Regions from separate parts of the Homo sapiens genome. Here regions 1, 2 and 3 are each linked to region 4. The links are chromatin contacts, found by Hi-C or POLR2A ChIA-PET in ENCODE. All regions are on one chromosome and are shown on one strand. Each heading gives the region's core, a stretch centred on a gene start or an enhancer-like site at or near the end of the contact. The rest is flanking DNA. Distances are from core to core; before and after follow the strand shown. Region 1 overlaps MEF2A (myocyte enhancer factor 2A). Region 2 overlaps MEF2A (myocyte enhancer factor 2A). Region 3 overlaps LRRC28 (leucine rich repeat containing 28). Region 4 has its middle 17 kb from the start of LINC03080.

Region 1 (6,497 bases), core at 197-2,696, 180 kb before region 4:
CTTTACCCCTAAAATACCTCTTGAATCTCTTTGTGTCTCTAGTTCTGGTTAAACTAATGCAACAATAATGTTTGAGGTTTTCTCAATGTATACAATAATAGCAACAAGAGCCAAGCCTTACTGAGATTCTTCTATGTACTAGACATTTTCCTAAGCATGGACATGTCTTAACTCATTCAATCCTAATAGCAATCTATAATTATTACCTCCATTTTATAAATAGAGACACTGAGACACAGAAAAATTAAGCAATACGCCCAAGGTCACGTAGTAAGGGGCAGAGCTTGGGGTTATAAACTCAGGGAATCTGGTTCCAGCACTTCTGTTCTTCACAACACAGAATATCCTTAAAAACTTCTGATGACCTCCATACCAAACAATGAACTAATCTGGATAGCCCCAATCTGTCTTTTCAAATTCTTGCAAATTGCCCTAGCCTCCAGCCAAATCACTATTTGTCAATTCACAAAGCCACTATATACTTTCGTAAAAATATGCATTTAAATGAAACATTCCTTTGGCCATTTAATGAACACCTCCTTATCAGTCAAGATTCAGTTTGCACTTCCAGATGAAGTGAAAATCAATTTCCCTTGGTAGAATAAACCACAGCACCTTCGTGTGTGTGTGTATAAATTTTAAGTCTGCTTTCCTTCAAGACTTAAAAAATCTTTCAAGCGTTTTTTATTCCATTTATTCTGTGTAGTAGGATGACTGGAAATGATATAGTTTGTCATGTTCTGAATGATGGCTGTGTCATTTTAAAAACCTAGTGCTTTCAGACTTACATAATAAAAATACGAGGAGATGGGGGCATGAATGCTATAATACAACAGTCATAATAATACATTCCCATGGGAATTTTATGCAAGTATTTTCAATACTGTACATGTGTATCAATAAAACTTCAATTGTACTGTGCAAATCCAGTGTGTGATTAAATCTGGCTTTTGCTCAAAAGCTATAAGCCTTTCGTTTCTTATCATTTCCAGCACTAACATCAGCACAGCATTTCTTATTTATCTTCCCTCATTATTTTATTTCTTCATTGATACAAACAGTAGTTGATCATCTATTAACTGATAACCTATTAATTGTTCACCTACTTCTAATAAATGTACTTCCAAACACTGAACTATGCACAGAGGATAACATGGTCAGAAAAAAAAAAAAGGATATGATTCCTAATCTAGCAGAGTTCAGAGTCTAGTAGAAGAAAAAGACATTAATCAAACCATAATGCAAATGAGTTTGCATAATTCCAAACTAGAAAGTTCATTTATCTGAATTAAATTTATGGTTCAGGAAAGGCTCCCCTGAGGATGTGTCTCATACTCAAACTCGAGTATGAGATATACATATTAGGCAGGGAGAACAACATGTACAAAAGCCCCATGACAAAAGGGAACAGGAAACATTAGAGGAACTGAAAGATGGCTAGTCACTCGTGGGGCCCAATCAAACAGGCTGTGTTGTAGAATATTTCTTTTAACAGATCACATTGTATCCAATTCCCAATATAAACACTTGTACTGTAGTAGGCAAGAGAAATATTAATACATTTTACTACAGAGACAGTATCGCTAAGGCATGCAAGATATTTTAATGGCTGTAAGATGGATACAGTGTACTACCTTATATCACCTAAAAAATTCTTAATTCCAGAACATATTTGGGCATTTTTTGCTTTTGACAATGGTGGAGTAGTTTGCTTCAAACCAACCTTCCTTTGAGAACAACTAGAAAAGAAAAACACAAGATAATCTGTTTTATACACTAGAGAACTTTCAAAACTAGAGAATCTGCAGGGCGGAGATCTGGAAGAAATAGGTGAGACCAGTCTCTGGACTCATCTGCCTGTAGATTCCAAAACTACTGCCCGAGAGACTGAGAAAGTTAACAGAGCTTTCAAGAGACCTGTGGGCGGACATACAAAACTTGGATTTAGGGTCTGCCAAGGAGGAGCAGCCCTGGCAAACACATCAGGCATAGGGACAGACTCCAAAGAACTATACTCTAGGTATAAAGGTGAACTAGCAACAGACTAGCCCACGCAGGAAGAGAAGCACAGCTTTAAATCATCTCAATCCCTCATTCGATTAAGGCAATCCGGGCCAACTACTCTTATTGGCCTAGCTGCATACCAGTAGCAAAAGTAATTCTCAGCAGAAAGATAACATCATCTAGAAATTCACATTTTTTCACGTTTCATATAAATGTCTGGAAATCAAAATATAACCGGTCAAAACCCAACTGAAACCAAGATTTTTAAAATGGCAATAGAAACAGATTCACAGTAGATCCAGATAATGGTGTTATCAGAAAAAAGTTTAAAACAAGTTAAATGTTCAAGGAATTAAAAAGTAAAATGAAGAATTTTCATAAACAAAAAGTGGAAAACATGAAATCAAAAAATACAATTTTGAAAAAGAAGTGATGGATGGTTTTAATAATACTTTAGACACAGCTGAAGAAAGAATCAACCCAGAAGACAGGAAACAATAAAACACCTAGACTGAAGCACAAAAAGAGAATGAGAAATATAGAAAAGAATGAGAAATTACAGCACATGGAAAACGGATACAAAGTACATGTAACTGGAGTCTCAGAGGGGAGGAGAAAACATATAGGCAAGAAAAAAATATCTGAAGACATAATAGCTAAGAACTTTCAAAACTGACCAATGAGACATCGAGCCACAGATTCAAGAAGCTCTATCAATCCTCAAGCAAAATAAATACAAAGAAAACCACACTTAGGAACATCAAAGGGGAGAGAGGGGGAGAAGGAAAGAAAGAGGGGAGGGAGAAGAGAGGGACGGGGGCAAGAGTGGGGGAGGGAGAAGGAGGTCCCCCACCCCCAAAGAGAGATTTTTTTTTTTTGAGACAGAGACTTGCTCTGTCACCCAGGCTGGAGTGCAGTGGCGTGATCTCGGCTCACTGCAACTTCCGCTTCCACGGTTCAAGCGATTCTCCTGCCTCAGCCTCCCAAGTAGCTGGGGCTACAGGCACGTGCCACCACGCCCGGCTAATTTTTTGTATTTTTAGTAGAGACAGGGTTTCACTGTGTTAGCCAGGATGGGATACAATGAAGTTTCTCTTCAAATAACATGATCAATCTTTTATTCTTTAACTCATAGTACCCCCACCCCGGCCTTTTTCCCTTTTTCTCCTTTTGCCTTTGTTAGATGCCCAGGCACGCCACAGTACCAGGCGTTATCAGTACCAGCTCACATTCCTTTCCTTATTTGGAAAGAGGACTAACTTTCTAGCTCATTACAGACACCCCTTCCCCTTTCCTCTCCGCTTTCTTTTACATGCCCACCTTATCTAAAAAAAAATCAAATGTTTAGCCAACCGGGATTAGTTTAGATTGTACGACCCGACCCCAGACAATGGGAAAAAGGTACAGGGGCAGGACTTGCGTCAGGAATAAAGGCTCTCGTGCCCCTTTGTTCAGGTGTGCTCTCATGGCGACTGGCCAATGAGGCACCCCTCTGTGCAGAAGTAAATTGCTTTGCTAAGAATCCTTTGTTCGAGTGTTCAATTTCCTTAGGATTTTGAGTGTTATTCCTAACACCAGGACGGTCTCGATCTCCTGACCTCATGATCCACCCGCCTCGGCCTCCCAAAGTGTTGGGATTACAGGCATGAGCCACCGCGTTCAGCCAGCCAGAGAGATCTTAAAAGCAGCCAGAAAAATTTAAAAAGATTAACTTCAAGAAGCAACAATAAGAGTTATAGCTAGCTGACTTTTCCCAAATAATAAAAGCCAGAAGACAGTGAAATGGTATCTTCAAAATGCTGGTGGGGAAATGCCAAACCAAAATTTTGTATCTGACAAAAAAAAAAAAAAAAATCCTTCTGAAATGAAGGCAAAATAGAGAGGCAACTTTAAGGCAAACAAACAGAGTCTGTTATCAGGAAATATTGAAGGGACTTTTCAAGTATAAAGAAAAAAGAACCCTATATACAGCTTGGATATGCACAAAAGATGAAGTGCAATGAACAGGGTTGAGAGGGTTCACTGAGTAACTCCAAAGGAATAAAGGAATACTGACTAAACAATAATACTTTGTGGGATTTCAAATGTTACAATACATAACAGTAATAGTACATAATAGGGGAGGATAGCAAAATGAAATAAAAGTGTCCTAAAATCCTTTCATTGATTAGGAAGTAGAAAAAATGCTCATTTACTTTAGACCTTAAAGTCAGGGATGCATGTGGTAATCTCTTGGGTAACTATGGCAAGAACAGTAAAAGCACAAACAGCTAAGAGGGGGAAAAATGGATTAATAAATAACCCAAAAGAAGGCAAGAAAGGAAAGACAAATAGAAAGCAAACAGAGATGACAGATTTAATCCAAATATGTAAGTAATTACATTAAATAGGATTAAACTAAACCTCAATTTTTAAAAGAAGATAATAGAAGTGGATTTTTAAAAATCCCAATTATATGATGATTACAGAGGACACATCTTAAATATGGGGATACAGAAAAAAAGTAAAAGCATAGTGAAAGACACACCATGTAAAACACAAACCAAAAGAAAGTTGTGTGGCTATCATAGTAAACTTGAATGCAGGAGGCAGACACTAGATACATATACATGGATTGCATGGATAGATATAGAAGGATACTTCAAAACAATAAAAGTTCAATTCACCAGGAAGACATATCAGTTCTAAATCTGAGTGTACCTAACAACACTTACAGTTAGGAATCTGCTCCTGAAAATCAGATATTCTGTGCAAAAACCATAACCAGAAATTTATTTCCCATTATTTCAAGTAGGGAAAAATTATAATACGTTACACATCAACCATAATCCCCAATCATTTCTCTTTTAAAATTCAGCACACAAAAAAATCCCCTTTTATAGTAAATTACCATGGCTAAGGGATGTAAAATGCTTACTACATGACTTCATATGCAGTTACTTTCTCACTGGCTTTTTTTCCTTCTCCACAATTTAACACTTCCTCAACTTTTTTGTGCATTCTACAAATCTAAGCAAAAATAAGGGCTAAATATGAAAGGCAATTAGAAAAATGTTTAGCACAAACACACATGGAAGACAATGGCTCAAAGGCTTCTAATATTGTAATGTCTAGCTTATTGCCAGCAACATCAGAGATGCACATTCCCTTTACATGCTTCAAAATGCCTAAATGTAATTCTAATATTCTACAAACTATACTTGGAATATAATTTGTGACTTTTCACATATACCAGTTTGTTAGACTACTGAGTTTTGTGATGTAAAAATACACTTTTCCTAAATAAACTTCAGCTAAGAAACAGGGTATGCCTATATATAAAGCCAACACCAAAAAAACTAAGTCAAGTCTACAATTATAGCAAGTCTTTTTTTTTTTTTTTTTTTTTTTTTTTTTTTGAGATAAAGTCTCACTCTGTCGCCCAGGCTGGAGTGCAGTGGCGTGATCTCGGCTCACTGAAACCTCTACCTCCTGGGTTCAAGTGATTCTCCTGCCTCAGCCTCCCGAGTACCTGGGACTATAGGCATCCATCATCATGTTCAGCTAATTTTTGTATTTTTAGTAGAGGCGGGGTTCACCATGTTGGCCAGGCTGATCTCAAACTCCCACTTTTTCACTGGCCCTAACCCACTTCGTGTTCCTTACTATCTTCCTTATCCAGTTACATATTCACACCCTCACCTCCTTTTGGCTCCAACCCCTTGCCTCCATTTTGTTGCAAAATCTGACCCCTGAAGACCAGCTTCCATGTAGCTAAATATGGCTAGGTGAAAAAAAATTAGCATGCCAATCAAGCCAATTAATCTCACTTTAAGTTCATGAAGGTCATGAACCTTAAACCTCAAATATTCCCTTCATATTACAATCTTCCATTTCCAGAAACCTTCCATTTCCCAATTCCTTGTTGATTATTTTATGCCATATTCTCTCTGCTTACATCTCCAACATGCATCAGTCATCTTCGCTTTCGGTTAGATGACTTTGCTTGTCTTGATCCTGAGAGAAATTTAAAATGTAGAAAATAATAAGCAAATCTATATTTGCAGAATTTCAGAAATTTCAACTTTATAAAGATGTTAATTCTCCCCAAATTCATGTACAGACTGAATGCAAACCCTATCAACATATCAGCGGGTTCTCTCTTATTGTATGTGGAAATTGATAAGCTGATTCTAAAATTCATTTGGAAATACAAAGGTTAAAGAATAGCCAAGAAAACCTTGAATGATAAAGCTAAAAGACACACATACTATATAAAGCCATAAAAATTAAGATGCTGTGATTTTCCCCCAAAGGAAAACTCAAAGCTAGCAGAAAGCAGGAAATAACAAATTTGAGAGCAGAGATAAATGAAATAGATAACAGAAAAACAACGGAAAAAAAAAATCAACGAAGCCAAAAGTTGATTCTTCAAAACGATTAACAAAATTGACAAACCTTTAGCTAGACTGACTAGGAAGAAAAAGAGAAGACTCAAAATTACTAAAATCAGA
Region 2 (6,976 bases), core at 520-3,019, 160 kb before region 4:
AAATATAACATTACTTTACAGATATCCGGTACCCAAAAGATGTCCCTCATCATCAACTGTCAGTAAAAAAGTGGAAGGCACATGATGGGTGTATATATATATATATTTATTTTAGTATATACCTAAGACTAAATCTCTCTGCAAAGGGCTTACTGAAAACAGAGTATTCCAAAAACCAGATCCCAAAGGAGCTACACTGTTAATACTATGCTTAATTGCCTCTTATTAATTTTTAGTAGGCAGTAGAAAGTACTGGTAAGATGAGTCTTAACTCTGATGCTAAAAGAAGCCAATATTTAAGATGCATTATAATATGTTACCTCATTGACTTAATTTCCATTTGTCTTCTCAAAACTAAGGAAGAAACAGAAGAAATTTTAAAGGACAGAGTGATTACAGCAAGATCAAGATGCAGTCCTATACAAATGCTAACAATTAACTATTGACAAAAAAAACCCAGTCATCAATATTGTAATTTTGTCTAACCTATTCGCAGATATTATAAAATGGATACACATTTCCTAGAAAATATTTTCTCATTTTATCTTTTCTAAAATAATTTTAATAAAGTCTTTACTTTGTATACACGTAAAATACCTATTATTTATTTTTAAGTATCTCAATTTTCTCAGCTGTTTGTTCTCTAAATTCAATCTATAATTTTAAACATTGAGATCTAATTTTTTTTTAAGAACTAGTCTGACTGTGGCTTGATATATGGGAACCACTAAATCTAATTGTGTTCCCCAGCGAAATTTTCTTATTTTTAAGTCAACACAGTTTTTATTTTTAAGTAGTATAACACAGAAGAGTCCATTTTGAATCCAAGTTCCACTAAATAGCTATTAGTGATCTTGACCAAGTCACTTACTTGCTCAGCCACAGTTTCTTCATTTTTAAAATGAGGCAAAAACCATACTTCACAGGCCATGTGAATGTTGATGTAAATAAGAGACTGTATCAAATCACCTATAGTACAACGTGTAGTATACACAGGTCTTCCATAAAAGTTCACTAATAAATGGTCCCTCAGTCATTCTGTTTGGTTTGTCTGGTTGGTTCAAATTTCACAGAGAAGTGGCATACGGTAGTGGTTAACATGGTTAACAGGACAGGGTCTGCAGCATGCCCGCCTGCATTCAAACCTCAGCTCCACCTCTTACTACATGGGTTGCCTTGAGAAGTTACTCAATTTCTCTAAGCTTCAGATGCCAAATCTTTAAAATACTGGACTAATAATAAAGCTCATAAACTTGTAAAGATTAAGAGATAACACATATGAAGTATTTGGCCTAGTAATCTGCACATGTGCTCAATGTTGGCCATTATTATTACCGTTACTTAATATTAAAAACTGTAAAATAATGCAATACCCATTACTTAAGTGATAATCATTACTTAATATTAAAAACTGTAAAATAATGAGTATAAAAATACTCACAACACATGCACTCAAGTTGCTGTTAAGTCTGCATAAAAGACAAATACCAGAAACTCAGCTTATCAGCCTACTGCAAAGGCCTCAGCCAGAGCTACCTCACTAGCCTAACTGGCTATATCCAACCACATTCTCAACTACTCAACTTAAGATACCCTACAGGTATCTCAAAACCCAACATTTTCTTAAACCAAACACACCAAGCCTGTTCCTTTTCTGTACCAGCCACTGTTCACCTTTACCCTAAGCATTGCAACAGCCCCCTAACTGGTCTCAGCAGGCACTTTTATTTCCCTCCAGTGCAATTTCCTCATTTTCATTACAGCAACCTTTTAACGTGCCAATATAATCATGTCACTTATCACTGTTCTTAAAAGCCCAAGCCTTTAACATGGCCTGTAAGGCTCTGCCTTATCCTGTCACTCCTCTACTCATGGAACTCCTCATTCCATGCCACACTTCCTCTTGCCCAGCAAGCTTCTTGACACAAGCTGTTATGTACTTAGAAAGCTCCTAACTCCTTTCTGTTTCAGGGCTTTCATACATACTACCACCTTGCTCTCTCTCAGTAGCTCTTATCCCAAGCCCTTCTCCTTACTGACAGTCCTACCCATCCTTTGTGTCTCAGTATTACCATTATTTCCTCAAGGAAATGTTCCCTAACATCCAAACTATGTTAGGATTTCTAATGCACTTTCCTAACAGACTGTACTTCTCTCTTATGGCATTTACCTCAACTGTAATTACTTCCTTATACAATTAAATGTTTGATTTCTTTTCCCCCAACCAAACTGTAACCAAGGGAGAAGATCAAGTCTGTTGTATTTACTCCTATAACCTCAGCTGCTACCATAGTTGCTTAACAAATGAAAGCAAAAGTCAAAGTATGAGATTTCACAATCCCAGGCTATTGGACATTCTCTAAGAACCAATTTTTTGGAGTTATAAGTTATTGTTGGGCTTGGCGCGGTGACTCACGCCTGTGATCCCAGCACTTTGGGACGGTGAGGTGAGGGATCACTTGAGCTCAGAAGTTCAAGACCAGCCTGAGCAACATAGTGAGACCTCATCTCCAAAAAAAAAGAAGTTATTCTTCACTGAACTGCAGAAGGGAAGGTAACTTAATATTTATTAAATATCTTCTACATTTATCAGTAGCTGTGTTAGACCTTAATATATATTATCTCATGTAACAGTAACAATAACCCTGTGAGGTAGATGGCATCTGTTCCACTTTCTAAATGAAGCAACTGCGAGTAAAAACAATCAGTACTCACCCAAAGTCACACTAGGAGGCAGAGTTGAAATTTTGGCCCTAATATCATGTCTTTTTCCATAACAGTACATTATCACCACCGGAACTATTTAAATAGTGGTTAAAAATGCCACTGATGTGATAAAACCTTCAAGGAGCCATCTAACCCCAATTTCATGAGTTTATGGTACTTTTCAGTAGTAGAATATTAAAACAATTTCTACTAAGTTGTGTATGGCTGCACAAGGGAAACTAGAGCATGTGGAAGGACCACTACATGTCAATACGTTCCCCGTTAAAAGGCAATTTATCTGATGCTACCATGGGCTGTCAAAATACAAATGCCTTGAGCACTTATCAGCTAATTTAAGAGTTCTGACCTCCTCAAAGGTCTCCATTTCCCAATCCCTCCTGCTCTGCTATCAACGCTGATAACCTTTCCCTGCCTTCCAGGGATATACTGTAGTTGCAAGCATTTGCAAAGGAACTTGAGCTTCTTACTTCCCACTACTACTCCTGCTTCAAGGTACCTTTAAAAAAAGAGAAATAAATGACTCCTCTCAATCTCAATTATTAAAGACTTAGAGGAATCACAATTGCTAGATTACCCACAGGGATGGCCCTAGGAGGGGTGGGTGCGGGGACTGTTAAAGTGTGTATTGTTTAGATTGAGGTTCTCTCAGTTCCTACTGCCGTTTACTATTGTTGCATAAAACAATAATAACTAGATAGTTCAATAAATGGATCAATAAAACTCACTGATCTAATGCAGTGGTTCTCAATTTAAAAGAACACCGGATTCAACTGAGGAACTAAAACATATACTCTGCATGCACAAACTTGCCCTAGCCCCACAATAAAACCAGCAAATCATAATTGAGACTAATATCCAAGCAAGAGTACTTTTTAAAAGCTCCACAGATTACGATGATGTACGTCTTTAGTTCACAGCCTCTGTTTTATTATATTACAATATTACACTCTTTATTCAAACACTGATTGGCTATGTACAAGAGTGAAGTAGCAAAATCATACAAATGAATCAAGTCCTGATTGCATTATATCTACGCACTGCAATTTATACACACATTTATGGCCTTCATTTCCATAGAGAAATCTCTCTCTCCCGTTTCCTTGAATTACATGGCTTTCTTGGTCTTTTCCTTTTTTTTTTTTCACTTGCTAAAGAAGAATATGAGAAGAATTTTATATTCTTCACATTTCTGAAGGAAAAATAGTTTCAACACACCAAAGTAGGGAGAACATACATTCTGGTTTACCTGAGACAGGTGTAACTATTAAGTAAGACCCCTCACTGTCAAAAGTATCCAGGTTTGATAGCAGTTTATTAGAAGTACACCACTGTTTTCCTTTATTTATTTTTTAAAGACAGGGTTTCCACTCAGTTACCCAGATTGGAACGCAGTAGCACAATCATAGTTCAACCTCCTAGGCTCAAGGAACCCTCTCATCTCAGCTCCTCTCCTTTGCCCTGACTCTGCTAATTTTTAAAAAAAGTTTTTTGAAGAAATGGGGTCTCACTGTGTTGTTCAGGGTGGTGTCTTCAATTCTATATGATTTTTAAATTGAGTTTAAATATGGTATGTGAATGGTATTCATATACCGCAAAACTCACCTTTTAAAAGTGAATAATTCAGTGTTTTGTTTGTTTTTTTGAGACAGAGTCTCACTCTGTCATCCAGACTGGAGTGAGTGGTGTGATCTCGGCTTACTGCAAGCTCCGCCTCCCGGGTTCATGCCATTCTCCTGCCTCAGCCTCTCAAGTAGCTGGGTCTACAGACGCCCACCACCGCGCCCAGCTAATTTTTTTGTAGTTTTTAGTAGAAACAGGGTTTCACCCTGTTAGCCAGGATAGTCTCGATCTCCTGACCTCATGATCCACCCATCTCGGCCTCCCAAAGTGCTAGGATTACAGGTGTGAGCCACTGCCCCCGGCCCGGTGTTTTTCTAAAAATCGTATTCACAAAGCAGTGCAACTATTACCACTATCTAATTATAGAACATTTTTATCATCCCAAAAAGAAATTTGATACTCATTAGCAGGCATTCCCCACTCCTTCCTCTCCCTAGTCCCCAGCAAATACTCATCTACTTTCTGTCTCTATGGAATTTGCCTATTCTGGAAATATACAATTATACAATCTGTAGCTTTCTGTGTCTGGCTTCTCTCACTTAACATGATGTTTTCAAGGTTCATCTGGGTTATAACATTAATCAGTACTTCATCCTTTTTTGGCTGAATAATATTGTACTGTATGGATACACCACATTTCATTTACCCATTCATCAGGTGATAGACATCTGAGTTGATTCCACTTTGACTATTATAAATAATGCTGCTATGAATAACGGTGTACAAGTTTTTGTGCAGACATATACTTTCAATTCTACCAGATATATCGCTAGGAGCAGAACTGCTGGGTCATATGGTAACAACATTTAACTTTTGGAGGAACTGCCAGACTACTCTCTAAGGAGTCTGAAGCATTTCACATTACCACCAGCAAAGTATGAGGATACTAATTTCTCCACATTCTCTCCAACACTTATTTTCTGTCTTTTTTTATTATGCCATCATGGTGGGTGTGAAGTGGTATCTTGCTGTGGTTTTAATTCTGCATTTCCCTAACAACTATAACATTAAGCATCTTTTCATGTGCCTATTGGTCATTTATTTATCTTCTTCGGAGAAAATCCTTTTTGAAGTTGGGTTACTGTCTTTTCATTGTTGCGATGTAAGAGTTCATATATTCTGGATACTAACACTTACAAATATATGATCTGTAAATACCTTCTCCCACTCATCAAGTTTTGTTTTGTTTTGTTTTTGAGACAGAGTCTCGTTCTGTCATCCAGGCTGGAGTCCAGTGGCACATTCTCAGCTCACTGCAACCTCCACCTCCCAGGTTCAAGTGATGCTCCTGTCTCAGCCTCCTGAGTAGCTGGGATTACAAGTCCCTGCCATCACGCCTGGCTAATTTCTGTATTTTTAGTAGGGATGGGGTTTCACCATGTTGGCCAAGTTGGTCTCGAACTCCTGACCTCAAGTGATCCACCCACCTCGGCCTCCCGAAGTGCTGGGATTATAGGCATGAGCCAACGCACCCGGCCTCATTTCCTTGATAGTGTCCCTAGAAGCAAAATGTTTTTAATTTTGCTGAAGTCCAATTTACCTATTTCCTCTTTGGTTATTTCTACTTCTGATGTTATTTCTAAGAAACCATTGCCAAATTCAGGATCATGAAGACTTAGCCTATATAGTTTTAGCTCTTACATTAAGTACTTGATCCACTTTGAGCCAATTCTTGTATATAGTGTTAGAGGTCTGAACACCATTTGTTAAAAAGGCTATTTCCCTCCATTGAACTGTCTTGGCATCATTGTGAAAAAAAATAATAATTAAAAAAAATCAATTGGCCATAAATGCATGGGTTTATTTCTAGACTCTTAATTCTGTCCCATTGATCTGTTTATCCTTATGCCAGTAACATACTGTCTAGGTTACAGTAGCTTTGTAGTAAATTCTCAAATTCAAAAGTGGGAGGCCTCCAACTTTATCCTTTTTAAAGATTGTTTTGGCTATTCTAAGTATCTTCAATTTCCGTATGAGTTTTAGGATCAGTTTGTCAATTTCGGGGGGGGGTGGGGGGGGGGGGGGGCGGGGGAGACCAGCTGGACTTTGATAGGAATTGTGTTAAATATGTTGATTAATTTGGGATGACTATAATCTTAACAAGATTAAATCTGCCAATCAATAAAGATGGTACCGTCTTTGCATTTATTTAGGTCTTCTTTAATTTCTGTCAATGATACTTTGTAGTTTTCAGTGTACAGGTGCTCTGTGTCTTTTGTGAAATTTATTCCTAAGAACTGTATTATTTTGATAATACTATAAATATAATTTTCATAATTTCATTTTTGGATTGTTCACTGCCAGTGCTCTATACGATTCTTGATTTCAAATGCTTCCAGTAATATAAAAGATGGTTAATTTAAAATTTTTACTGTATTTAAATATGATACCCTGGGTCCTCTAAATAGTATCCACTAGAATGAAAAAAAATTGATCTAAGTAAGAAACCCAAGTGGCTGTCTACTTTGCTAAAAGATGGTGAAAAACCAGAATCAAGAAATGCCAATTAATTTTAATCCCAGTTTTAATATAAGACAAGGCAACTACATTCCACACACAAAAATGATGCCATATATTTTCTTATAAAATATATAAATAAAAACCCACTCATACTGTATACTCTCTTTGT
Region 3 (7,083 bases), core at 4,535-7,034, 130 kb after region 4:
AACATACATATTTTTTGCAAGCATAAACACTCAGATATATTAATCATAGGTGCATGGGTATAATAGTTACAAGCAGAAAAACCATATTCATAAGGAAATATGTCAAAAAGCAAAATGCATACACGCATACCACTATGGTTGGCGACCACGTGCAGCCAGCTTTATAACTGCAGTCAGCTGCATGAAATACCATGATGAACAACCTAAGTCTTCTGACGAGATCAATGAAAAACTATGATGGGTCAACCACTGAATATGCAGTTATCCATATCCAAAGAGCGAAGATCTCAAGAAATTTTATCTTTCACATATGCAGATGTACAAAATGGACATCTCTTCATTTACTGAGGAAGTTTCAACCTTTTCCACACATGCCCAATGCTTATACCCAAAGTTAACATTGTAATAATGTAATTTTATGGACTCAAATTTATAAAAATGCACACAATAAATTAGAACTCTCGAAATTTTTACACAATTTATACCTCCAGTGTTGGAAATTATGCGAAGATGGAATGCTCAGCATAACAAAGTGGCACTATGAGTGAAGGGGCAGAAGTTGTACACCACTGAAAAATTTGGCAGGGGAGATTTCTTGTATTTTTTACTTGCATTTTCACTTCTATGATCTTCAAAACTCTCTCCACTTATATTTGGAGGGTGGTTGTGTTCTACAACTTTTTGAAGTGTATGCTGTCTGTTTGAAAGTCTGGTTATGGCTTTACCATTACAATTAAGTGATTTTCTGTATTCACAGCACCAATTATATTTTAAAATTTATCTTTTACCATTAAGTAGCCTCATACACTTAATTTATCTCAGCGTTTTTGCAAGAGAACAATTTCACTGATCTGTTCCATTGTGTTAAAAGGAAAATGGTAAGAAGGAATGATACTTGGCTTCCCCAATACCAAATCTGTATTAGAGTTTTTCAAAGAGACAGAACCAATAAGATATGTATATAGATATATGAGAAGGGATTTATTATGGGAATCAGTTCATGTATGAGAAGTCCCATGACAGACTGTCTGCAAGCTGGAACGCTGGGATATCTACAGTGTGGCTCAGTCCCAGTCTGAAGGCCTCAGAACTAAGGATGCCAATGATGCAACTCTCAGTTTGAGATCAAAAGCCTCAGGACCCGGCGGGCTGCTGGTGTAAATCCTGGAGCCCAAAGGATGTCAAACCTGGAATTTTAATGTCTAAGGCAGCAGGAGAAAAGGCTGTCCCTTCTCTGAGACACAGACCAATTCACCTTCAGTATTTGTCCTCTCTGGCCTACTAGATAGTGCCCACCAGTAATGAGGGCAGATTTTCCCTACCTAGTCCACTCAGACTCATGTGCTAGTCTCCTCTGGAAACTACCTCACAGACTCACCCAAAATAATGCTTTATCAAGTTTCTAGGTATTTCTTAATTCAGTCAAGTTGACACCTAAAATTAAGGCCACGAGTCCACTCCTTGTCAACCTGGCACTCATGTGTCTCCTTAAACCACACCTAATTTCCAAATAAAGACAATAACAAGGTAATAGTTCCACCTAACATGATGCAACTATCCTGGTAAAACCAAAATGTACTAAAACTCCTTCCCTAGAATTCGGCTTTCAGGATTTCAACATTCAGGATTTTGATCTTTCACAATTGTGACTTTTAGAATTTTATATGTTAGGCGTTCTCATCTTTAGGAAACTCGATCTTTCAACATTTGGGGTTCTCACATTCAGGACTGTATCTTTCAGGATTATGATCAGCACTGCAAACAAACTGACCTAATTTGACATCTAAGAAGAACACTACAGCAGAATACACACATTCTTTTCAAGTGCACATGGTATATTCTCCAGGACAGACCACATGCTAGACTATTAAGTCTCACATTTAAAAGAATTTAAATCATACAAAGTATGTTCTCTGACCAAAAGGTAACTAAATTAGAAATCAACAACAGAAAGAAATCTAGGAAATCCCCGTATTTGGAAATTAAACAACACACTTCTAAATAACCCATAATAATAAAATAAATCAGAAGGAAACTTTGAAAATATTTTTGCCAAATAGAAACAACCAACACAAGATATCAAAATGCATAGAATGTAGCCAAGGAAATGATTAGTGGGAGATTTAAAGCTTCGAATGCCTATATTAGAAAAGAAAGTTCTGAAATCCATTTCCTAAGCTTCCACCTTTAGAAAAAAGAAAAAGTAAAAACTAAAATAAAAATAAGCAGAAAATAATAAAAATTAGAGTAGATATCAATGAAATAGAAATTAGAAAAGCAACAGAAAAAAAAGTCAATGAAAACAAAAGTTAGTTCTTTAAAAAGACAACAAAATTGACAAACCTTTAGCTAGACTAACCAAAGCAAATAAATACATACACAGAAAAGGAAAACTGACTTGAATTAGGAAAACTAGGAACAAAAGATGAAATATCACTATTAACTTTACAGAAATTAAAACGATTAAAAGGACATACTATAATATGAACAAATTTATTTCAACCAATTAGCAATTTAAATAAACATATTTCTAAAAAGATACAAATTACCAAATTCAAGAAGTCAATAAAAATCTAAATAGATGTATCACAAGTTAAAAAACTGAATTAGTAGCCTGGCACAGTGGCTCACACCTATAATCCCAGCATTTTGGGAGGTGGGTGGATCACTTGAGGTCAGGTGATTGAGACCAGCCTGGCCAACATGGTGAAATCTCATCTCTACTAAAAATACAAAAACTAGCTGGGTGTGGTGGTGCACACCTGTAATCCCAGCTACTCAGGAGGCTAAGGCAGGAGAATTGCTTCAACCCGGGGGGTGGAGGTTGCCATGAGCCGAGATCGTGCCACTGCACTCCAGCCTAGGCGACAGAGCAAGACTCTTGTCTCAAAAAAAATTAAAAAAAAACAAACTGAATTCGTAATTTTAAATCTTTAAATCCTCCCATAAGAAAAGACCAGGTCCAGATGGCTTTTCTATTCTAACAAATATTTCAATTCTATTATATATTTAAGGAGGAAATAATATCAATTGTTCACAAACTGTCTCAGAAAACAGGAGGAAAAACTTTCCAACTCATTCTATGAACATTACCCTGATACTAAAACCATACAAAAACATCATAAGAAATCTACAGACCAATATCCCTCATGAACATAAGTGCAAAAGTCCTTAACAAAATATTAGCAAATGAAAGCCAGCAACACTTAAAATGATTATTTATCATGAACAAGTAGGTCTGAGATGTTTCTGAGTGTACATTTTTTTAAAAGGTGGGAAAGAGAATCTACAAAAGCAGTAAAAAAAATACTGGCAGGCATCATGGACCAGAAATTGTGAGAAATTACTAGATGATAGAAAAGAACAGAAATTAAATTAAATACAGAAATACCACAAAAGAGTCAGCAGCATCAATAAAGTGTTAAAGCCTCGCTAGCCACCATCCACCCAAGCTAACTCAGCAGCCTGGTTCTTTCCACAAAGTTGAATAGTAACTTAGCTGTTTACTTGGCTCTTGCTTGCTCTGCCCCAGGACATGACCTTTTAAAGGGCAGGGACTGTCTTGCCCATCTTTGCAGTAACATGCCTTAGCTCTGTGCCTGGAACACAGGAGGCACCATTATCTCTTTGCTGAAAGAATAAACTAGAATGTGATTAATATGCTGTAAAATGATATCTGGACCCTAATGGGGGTCTGAAGATAATTTTCCAGGTAAGAAAGTATACCTTTTAAAACCTTTTAATCATTTTTTTTATTTTTTAAAAAGCAAAGAACATACCCTTATTTTATTGATATTTTATGAACTGGGTAATGACCAAATCTGGGAACACCACTGTAACTTACACCCTCTATAGAATAGAGAGAAATACAGAACAAAGGTAGGTGAGGGCCCCATAAGAGGCCACACTCCAAAATCCATACTGAATCTGTTAGCCTCTCCGAGACCTCTACTGTTGACACCAAGCTCAGCCTATTACCATCTCTTGCCTGAACTCAACCAACAAGCCTTCCCATTGGTCGTCTTCTTCTATTCTCACCCCTTCCAATCTATTTTCTACACAGAAGTCAAAGTGATATTAAAATATACGTCAGATGGCGGTCCTTCCCTGCCCCAAACTCTGCCCTGGCTTTCTGCTGCACATCAATAAAATCTCTAACACCGTCTTACTAGCAACATGGTCTCCAGATCAGCCCTGGCCCACCTCTCTTCCCCACAAGTGGGTCTGATGCTAGAAATGTAAGGTTGGTTCAACAGCTGAAAAATCAATGTAATACACATGTTCATGGAATAAGAATAAAGCATTTCACAAAATCTAAAATCCACTCATGATAACTACTCTCAACAAACTAGGAACAAAAGGCAACTCCTTCAACCAATAAGGGGCATCTACAAAACACCTCTAGCTGAGAACGTATGGAACACTACGTTAATGGTGACAGGCTGAGTGCTTTCCCCTTAAATCCCCCTTGTGCCTACAAGGCAAGGAGGCTGAGTGTTTCCATTGGTACCCAACAATATACTGGAGATTCTAGCAAAGGCCGGAAGGCAAAAACTGAACAAACAAAAAGCATCAAGAATGGAAGAGAAGAAGTAAAACTTTATTTACAGATAAAATGATCCTTAGTAGAAAATACTAATTAAGGGATCCACAAAAACTCTTAGAACTAATAAACAAGTTTTAAAGGGTTGCTAGATACAAGATCAATATTAGAAAATCAATTGCATTTCTATACATCAGGAAAAAACAATTCCAAAATTAAATTAAGAAAATAATTCCATTCACAACAGCACCAAAAAAAATTATATACTTGGTAATAAACTGAACAAAAGTAGTACAAAACTTATATGCTACAAACTGCAAAATACCGTTGAGAGAAATTAAAGAAGATCTAAATAAACAGAACGATATTTCATGTTTATAGATTTGAAGACAACACTGGTGAGATGGCACACTCCCCAAACTGATCTGCAGATTCAACACAATCCCTATCAAAATCCCAGGAGGCTTTTTTTGGTAGAAATTGACAGACTGATTTTAAATATTTATTGCTGTGTCATGCTGAAATTAATGTTGTATTCCTGACACAGAGTTACAATGCATTCTTTTTGGAATCCTGGTAGAATCCTACTCTTTTCACACCACTCCCAATCCTTTCTACCCCTTCCCTGGGAGCAAACATAAGTCTGTACACCTTATTTCCTTAGTGTCTCTAACTTTACAGTTGTTTGCATTGTTTACTTTTGTGCTAAATACACAATACCTTGAAACTTTTCAGCTACTTATAGAGTATTCTGAAAATGATTTTATTATTGCCACATAGTAATTACTTAGATTAGGCACAAAAATAACATTATGGTGTCAATTTCAAAAGAAAAACACAGTAAGTCCCCTTTAAATCATAGTTCTGTGCTGATGCACAATGACCTAACCTAAAATTTAAATGGGAATGGGAAGGAAGCCACCCACTCCACACCAAGCTAGTGACCACAGAGAGTCAATGACAGACTTGATATTTTTAAGCACTTGCTTTTTCCGGTACCACTAAAAATAGCTCTAAGTTGAGCTCCAGAGCACACTGGGTTGAGAACATACAGAAATCCCCCTTTATCCGCGGTTTAGCTTTCTGAGGTTTCAGTTACCCACAGTCAACTGCAGTCTGAAAATATTAAATGGAAAATTCCAAAAATTAACCGTCCGTAAGTTTTAAATTTCATGCCATTTTGAGCAGCATGATGAAACCTCATTGTATGAATCAGCCCTTAGTCCAGTGTACCCGCCCTGTCTACCCTCCTCGCCCATTAGTCACTTAGTCATTTAGGGTATTAGCTCCAGAAAACGTAGTGGATATAAGGTTGAGTGCTATTTGAGGTTTTAGGCACCCACGGGGGGTCTTGGAACATACTCCCACAGATAATAGGGGACTACTGTACAAATAAATAAAAGACAACATTTCAATGCCAAATTCCATTTGGTGTACAGTAAGTCTTCCTTTTTATATCCATTTTCTTTCTCTTGAGCTGTGGAATACACATACTCTGGTACGTACAAATAGGTTCAAACCATAATCCTGTTACTTATTGGCCATGCAACTTTGGGTTATTTACTCAACTATTTAGATCATCGAATTGCTGTTAAAGAAAAAAGAGTAACACCTAACTCAGGAGATTAATAGTGATTAAAATATCCCATATAATTCAATAACAATAACAGAAAAGTTAGTATTTACTTCTAATTTTTCAGTTCATACTACAAAATATTCCAAATGTAAACTCAATATAAATACTTCTGTAATTGATGAAGTTTTTTATTATCAAAATAACTGCAAACACAAACATGTTTGTTAACTCTAACACAGAGAAAAGGGCTCTTTATTGGGAGATAGATGACTTTCAGAAACTGTGAAGCACTATCTTCCTTGGACAATTAAAAAAATTAAAAGCAATTCAGATTCACTTGAAATATTAGTCCATTTTTAAGGCTAAGAACAGCATTCAGGATGTCCCACACACTTAAGTTAACTGCAATTATCAAACAACGCAACCTCTTAGACATTCCTTGTAACAATTGGGATCGAATCCTAGATATAGTCTAAAATCATTTTTTAAAAAGCAGAATTCATATCTTCCTAAGAAGGAGTTTAACCTGACTCTCTGATATGAGGATTAAAATCCTTTAACACCAAATTATTGTACTTATATTTTTAAACCCAGACTGGTCACTGCAAATAAGCAGCCTAGCTAGAAAGGACCTGGTCTCTACACGTGGGGTGAATCATGCTCACAGACCAGGGAGCCAAAATCAAACTGTGGTAAATTATGCTTAATAATACAAATAAACTTTGATGCTTCTGTTCTGAGATGTTTCTGAGTGTACATTATTTTAAAAGGTGGGAAAGAGAATCTACAAAAGCAGTAAAAAAAGATACTGGCAGGCATCATGGACCAGAAATTGTGAGAAATTACTGGATGATAGAAAAGAACAGAAATTAAATACAGAAATACCACAGAAAAATCAGCAGCATCAACAAAGTGGTCAAAGCCTCTGCTAGCCACCATCTACCCAAGCTAACTCAGTAGCCTG
Region 4 (6,258 bases), core at 1,044-3,543:
CGAATCACAAGACAGAAACTCCCAGGACACGTAGGTCAAGCCAGGAAGTGCCTCCTGAAAGGGAGAAGCCCGGACAGGCCGTGCATGGGCGGGGGCTCAGAGGAAACCAGCGCCAGTGAGTCAGCCTGCAGTTCTGTTGGACAGAGTGTGGGCTGCCAGAGAAAACAAATTCCTCCAGCAGGTTTATCTCCTTGTGGAGGAGGCCTAATCAGCAGCACGAAGTGGCAAAGGAGGGAGGCCATATGCTCCTGACCTGGCTGAGCTGCCCATGCCCGGATTAGCTGGGTCAGCCAGGCCGAGCGCCTGGTTCCAGGATGGAGGCTCGCTTCTGGTGGGTCCTGGGTAGGGCAGAGGCCCCCGTACCAAGCCAGCCAGATCCATCCCATCCTAAACCCTCCAGGGGGATGGAGCTCCAACAGAAATGAGGAGGGGCAGAAAGGAGACAAATGAAAGCAAATGTGGGTGCAGAATTTCTGAGGTGCCACAGGAAACTTTCCACAGCCACATGCTGTGCTTTCAGTGGGAAATGTGTTAGGCTTGGCAATGCCAGGGAGGGCCACAGTGCAGGGGAGGTGAATGGTGGCTTCCGGATTTGTGCAGCGCACACTCTGCCCTGCCATCCCCGGGGCCCTGGATGGAAGGTCACAATTCTTTATCTATATGGCTTCAGTGATGTTAGGAGAGGCACATTCCCATCCTCAGCAGGTGCATTTGGAGAATCCATAGCACCTAAGAAAACAGGACAGGTGGGCCCTGCTCAGTGGAGCAAGTCACCTGCCCCTTAACAAGGACCACATGTAACCACCCTCAGTTCTTCCTCCACTCCTGCTTCCTTCTCCAGGGGTTCTCAGAGTGTGGCTCCCAGTCCGGCAGCACCAGCACCACCTGGGAACTTGATAGAAGTGCAAATTCTTGGGCCCTCCCAAGACCTGCTGGATGGGAAACTCTGGGGTGGGGCCTAGTTGTGTGTTTAATAGCCTCACCCCACCACCTTCCCCCAGGAAGAAGCATCTTTCTCCCCTACGCAGCCTGGGGACAGGCAGCTCTGGCCTTGGAATCACTAGGGGAACTTTTAAAAGTGCCCGTGCCTGGGTCTCACCCCTACAGATTCAGATTTCTCTGGTCTAGGTTTTAGCCTGGGCATCAGGATTTTTGGCTGTTTTGCAGGCTGAAAGTGCTTCTGTGTTCTGGGGTGCTGGGCTCAGGGTCATCACCTGGAACCACGAACCATGAGATGGAGGCTTGCACTTGACACCTTGCAGGTCTGACCCTCATGCCTGGGGAGACAGCTCAGCTCAAGAGAGGTGCTTGTCTTCGGCGTGCACCGGAATCATGCCTGGGGAGAGAGCTCAGCTCAAGAGAGGTGCTTGGTCTTCGGTGTGCACCAGAATCATGCCTGGGCTGTGAGGGGGGTGCCCAACCATGCAGATTCCTGGGAATCTTCCCCAGACATCCCAGTTTGGTAGGCCTGGAGTGGGGCTGGGGAGTGTGCATCGTGAGCAATGTCCTGGGTGATTCTGATGTGTGCTCAGGGATCTTCCCTTTGAGAGCCACAGAACAGGGACATCTGAATGAGGTTCTGCTTCCATCTCTACCACTCACCAGCCACAGGCCCCCAGCAAGCCCCTTCACCTATGGTTGCTTTGTGCGTAACTTGGGGAAAACAGCAGCCTCCCTGGACCCCTCAGCACAGTCCTGAGACCACATGGATCTGGGCAAGACTGGCCGCTGTGGATGGCAGGACAGACAGAAGGAACTGCTCGACTGTCCTCCGGCCACCTACAGTTGGCCTGCGTGGAAGGAGTAATACTTACTGAGACTGCCCAGCAGAGGTGGCGAGTGTCGTGGCCGAAAGACCAGGCCCAGAGTGCGTGGGTGCCACTCGCAGCTCCCAGCAGCCGCAGGGAGGGGGCTGTGGGTCCCAGGCAGGCTTTGGGGTGCAAGGCAGGAGAAGGGGCAGGCCCTGAGGTCCCAGGAGCTGGATCTGAGACCAAGAGGCTGCAGGCGCCAGGGAGCTCCTGTTTTCTGATGGGCTTCATGACCTTTGAGACTTCAAGTTCTGTTCAGCTGCCCCTGACCACAGCCGACCACAGCCACTGAACCTGACAGGAGTTTCGTTTTCTTATAGAGCAAGTCCAGAAGCAGGCAGGGCTGGTGGAGCCACATGAGGAAGTGCTGGGGATCCAGGCTCCTTTGAGCATCCGGCTCTGCCATCCCAAGCATAGACTCTGTCCTCAGAGTCGCCAGATGGCCACCCCCAGCCGGACTCCGCTTCTGCATTCAGGCAGGAAGCAGCGAGGAGACAGGGCGGTGGCTGTGTCTGGAACACCACACTTCCCCAGGCGTCCCGGCACCCTGCCACGTGCAACTCACTGGTCAAACTGGATCCCCTCCAGGTCTCAGCTTGGGGGAAAGCTGAGAAATGTGGCTGCCTGGAACAAAAACCAGGTGGTGAGGTGGGAGGTGGAGGCGGGGCAGGAGCGGAGTGGGCTCCTGTCTGGTCTCAGTGGACTCGATGCTCCTTGCCACCTTGGCCACACACAGCAGGGTCACAGTGACCCCACTCCCAGATGGCCACCGGGCAGAACAGGGCCTCCTGCTTCTCGACACTGGACTCACAAAGCCTATAACATATCCCCTGGCTAGAAAGAGCTCACTGAAGTCATCACAGCCAAGCAGTGTGACCTGGGATGCGTCTCTGTGCCCAAGAGCCATGGTTCCCCTGACATTCCCGACTACCCGTGGTGCTTCTAGGAATCAAGTGAGGATACGATTGTGAGAACAACTGAAGGGTTAAAAGGCTGGTAGAAGTACAGAGGATGAAGCCCTGACTCAACCATTGCCCACCTCCCTTCTTCCTCATCATCCCTCAATTCAGACCTAGGTAGGATTTGCCTCTGACCAGGTAGGATTTGCACTCTCACCCTCTTCAATTCTGTTGCTACCACGGGGCGCTCGTGTCTCCCTCCAGCAGTCACTGGCTCTGGAACGAGGGTCCGATGTCTCTGTGTCCCGCACACCGCCAGGCCCTGCGATTAGGTGGCAGGGCCTCTGCCCTGCTCCAGGCCGCATGGGTGTCTGAACTTGGCCGTCTCGTGGCCTTTCTCAATTAGCATTTCTTCACCTGTACAGAGGAGATAATAATGTTGCCTCAACCCAGGTGGAGGCTAGGAGGAAAGGCAAACAAAAGACCTAGCAATGGCAAACCTAAACAGCCCTGGAAATGCTTCATAATCAAAATGTTTTCTCCCTCTTTTGAAAGCAGAAATGGAGGGAGCATGTGAAGGATGGACAGAGGGGAGATGGGTCACTGCTTCCCTGGGCAGAAGGAGAGAGGAGGAGGAAAGGGGGAGGTGGGTTGCTGGAGGCAGGTCGGGAGGGGGCTGGGAGCAGCCCCTCTGTGAGGCTGTGAGGTGCATGAGAAGGGACCGGGTGGCCAAGGGACACTGCCACTCCACTCAGCAGGTATGTGCTCCAAGGCATTGTGTTACTACATGATTTTCAGGACACTGAGGGTGAGATGTCCCTCTCTGGGCTCTGCATGGTGGCCACCAGCTTCATAGGGGTGCTGGATGGGAGAGGACCGTGGGCATGACTCAATTCCACTTATTTAGGGGCAAGGAGGGCAGAGAGTGTCTAGAACCTCTGAGCAGGGAATTTGGGTTGCCACAGTGATCAGAGCCCCACTGCTGGGGCCTCCTCCTGGGGTGACCTGGAGGTTGTCCCAAGACCCTGCCTTCACCTTCACAGCCAAGAGGTTCAAACGGGGTTCATGAGACAGAACCGGCCTTCTGAAGGAGGACTCCAACGTCCTCTCCTCCCAATGCACAGTTTCATTCTTGGTTTTATAATGGCAAGTCTCTGGGTGCACAGGCTCCTGCAAGTCGGGCTCTGAGCTTTCTGGCTCGTCACAGGGAAGTCATAACCTTTCCACAGACACAGGTGTCAGCGTTCCTTTTGCACATCCTCTAGCTTAGGGGGAAGGAGCGGGAAGCTGAGGCTGAGGCTTGTGATTATGCAACCAGGAAAGGGCTGCTCTAGTGCCGAAAATAAGGGTTTGGAGCTCTGCTCTTAGACAGAAGGCTCAAGGGGCGGGGGTCTGGTCATTGTCTTCCAGTGGGTGGGAGCTTTGTTCTAAGCGTGGCTTATCCTTCCTGTGAGTAGCTGACCTCACTGCGGAGAGGCGGTGGTTGGAACGAAGCCAGAGAGACGGGGCTTAGACACAGGGAGTGGTTTCCCGACCGACAAGGTGAAGACAACAAACCACTGGCGTGGGTGGAGAAGAGTCTGGCCCAGGGATCATTTTCATAAATTATTATTTAAAAAATACTATAAAACCGATACTTGCACATGGTGCCCAAATGTGAACACTACGGTAGGGCTTCTCAAAGTGGGGCTCCTGGAGCAGCAGCAGCGGCTGCAGCCTTGCCTGGGAACTTGCTGGAAATGCAGATTCTGCCTCCTCCCCACCTCACCACTCACCGCCAGACCTGCTGAATCAGACACCCTGGGGGTGGGCCCAGCAGACTGTGTTTGAACAAGACCTCCAGGGGACCCTGAGGCACCAGAGTCTGAGAACCCTACGATACAGAGTGGAGACCACAGAAGGCAAACTTCTTACTCCCAGGGCCGTTGCCTGGAGGTACCTTCCTTTATTCACGTTCTCACACAGATGGGATCACTCCCAGCACCACACTGCTCAGCGCTCCACACTTTCACCTAATAAATAGATCTTAGATCCACCCACCTTTTGCCAACTCCAGAACTTAGGTATCAACCTCATTCTGCTTTTTTTTGTTTTGCTTTGTTTTGTTTTGTTTTGTTTTGAGACGGAGTCTTGCTGTGTTGCCCAGGCTGGAGTGCAATGGTGCGATCTTGGCTCACTGCAACCTCCGCCTCCTAGGTTCAAGTGATTCTCCTGCCTCTGCCTCCCAGGTAGCTGGGACTACAGTTATGCACCACCACGCCCAGCTAATTTTTTTTTTGTATTTTTAGTAGAGATGGGGTTTCACTATGTTGGCCAGGCTGGTTTCAAATTCCTAACTTCAGATGATCCACTCGCCTCGGCCTCCCAAAGTGCTGGGATTACAGGCGTGAGCTGCCACGCATGGCCAACCTCATTCTTTTTTATACCTGTGTAGAATTCCTTTCCAGGGGAAGAGGGGCATAATTCATTCAGCCATTGCCCCATCCATGGCATTTAGGCTGTTTCTAGATGGTTACTCTCTCAAAGGCTGGTGCCGTAAGCATTCCTGTGAGTCTGTTTCTGGGGTAGATAACGCCTAGTAAACGCATTGCCGGGTGGAATGGTGTTTGCAGTGCCAATTTTGCCAGAACCTAGATAGCCCTAAAACAGGCTCCATCAATTTATATTTTCTCCCAAAATATAGAAAAAAATTCCCTTTTGCCGTTCTTTCATCAGTACTAGAATTGTGAGTCTCTTCCATTTTGCCAATCTGACAGGTGAAAATGGAGAGTCAGCATTTTGATTTGCATTTCTTTAACTATGAGTGTCCTTGGGTGACTTTGCACGTAGAAATGATTCATAGCCAATTCTATTTCTTCTGTGAACTGTCTGCTCACAGCTTTTCTCCCTGCCTCCCACCCCATTTTTCCTTTGGGTTGTTGTACTTTTTCTTATTGATTGGAAGAGCTCGTTGTATATTAAAGAAAATGGAAATTATTGTATATTACAAGTGGTTTTCCCTGGCACTTCTTTTGTCTTTTGTCTGAGTTGTGGCGGTGGCCATTATTATTGTTATTATAGGACATGAAGCGGTTTCTGTGAATGATGTTAAATGTATCTGGTTTGATGCTTCTGGTTGCGTGTTATGTTTTAAAAAGCTTTTTCCACTTTGATATATATTTTTTTAAATTCACGTTTTCTTCAAGTTCTTCAAGTCCAAGCCTGAGCTCCAGGACTAGACAATTTGGGTTCAAATCCTGGCTCTCCTGATTCTTGGGTGACTCCATGCCTCACTTTTCTATTCTGTAAAGTGGGGATAAGGAAACCTGCCTCATAGCATCAGGTTGGGTGTGTGCTTCTCTAGGGGAGGCCTCCTCAAATGCTCAACTGAAGAAGGTTAATCACGCCTGTAATCCCAGCACTCTGGGAGGCCGAGGCGGGTGGATCACCTGAAGTCAGGAATTCGAGACCAGCCTGGCTAACAAAGTGAAACCCTATCTCTACTAAAAATACAAAAAAAGAATTAGCTGGGCGTGGTGCTGCACACAGCTACTTGGGAGGCAGAGGCAGAA

Evidence for each region. Hi-C counts contacts between places; a loop is a spot of excess contacts on that map. ChIA-PET counts read pairs that join two places held with the same protein, here RNA polymerase II (POLR2A). Pooled maps may share reads with other maps.
Region 1: a loop to region 4 is called in a pooled map, with 3 times the contacts of the local background. The contact joins two enhancer-like sites. A Hi-C loop is called at or near these places in 1 of 168 maps with a recorded cell type or tissue (Right ventricle myocardium inferior) and 4 of 50 pooled maps. POLR2A ChIA-PET finds 5 or more read pairs at or near these places in 1 of 52 experiments (activated CD8-positive, alpha-beta memory T cell).
Region 2: a loop to region 4 is called in a pooled map, with 2.4 times the contacts of the local background. The contact joins two enhancer-like sites. A Hi-C loop is called at or near these places in 1 of 168 maps with a recorded cell type or tissue (Right ventricle myocardium inferior) and 1 of 50 pooled maps. POLR2A ChIA-PET finds 5 or more read pairs at or near these places in 1 of 52 experiments (MCF 10A).
Region 3: a pooled map shows a loop between it and region 4 (2.7-fold over the local background). The contact joins two enhancer-like sites. A Hi-C loop is called at or near these places in 1 of 168 maps with a recorded cell type or tissue (chondrocyte) and 4 of 50 pooled maps. POLR2A ChIA-PET finds 5 or more read pairs at or near these places in 1 of 52 experiments (MCF 10A).

What each region holds. Positions count from the first base shown.
Region 1 is chr15:99,626,325-99,632,821 of GRCh38, reverse strand. All of the region lies in intron 2 of MEF2A (myocyte enhancer factor 2A), which reads right to left. Among named protein-coding and RNA genes, the nearest start is that of MEF2A, 64 kb to the right of the region's middle. RefSeq lists an enhancer at 3,141-3,791. Within about 2 kb of position 1,446, at least 7 of the 41 ENCODE cell types and tissues checked have a DNase peak (open chromatin) inside an H3K27ac peak, as active enhancers do.
Region 2 is chr15:99,609,809-99,616,784 of GRCh38, reverse strand. All of the region lies in intron 2 of MEF2A (myocyte enhancer factor 2A), which reads right to left. Among named protein-coding and RNA genes, the nearest start is that of MEF2A, 47 kb to the right of the region's middle. RefSeq lists an enhancer at 1,582-1,631. Within about 2 kb of position 1,769, at least 11 of the 41 ENCODE cell types and tissues checked have a DNase peak (open chromatin) inside an H3K27ac peak, as active enhancers do.
Region 3 is chr15:99,322,897-99,329,979 of GRCh38, reverse strand. All of the region lies in intron 5 of LRRC28 (leucine rich repeat containing 28), which reads right to left. Among named protein-coding and RNA genes, the nearest start is that of LRRC28, 75 kb to the right of the region's middle. Within about 2 kb of position 5,784, at least 8 of the 41 ENCODE cell types and tissues checked have a DNase peak (open chromatin) inside an H3K27ac peak, as active enhancers do.
Region 4 is chr15:99,448,951-99,455,208 of GRCh38, reverse strand. No RefSeq gene overlaps it. Among named protein-coding and RNA genes, the nearest start is that of LINC03080, 17 kb to the right of the region's middle. RefSeq lists an enhancer at 1,972-2,281. Within about 2 kb of position 2,293, at least 26 of the 41 ENCODE cell types and tissues checked have a DNase peak (open chromatin) inside an H3K27ac peak, as active enhancers do.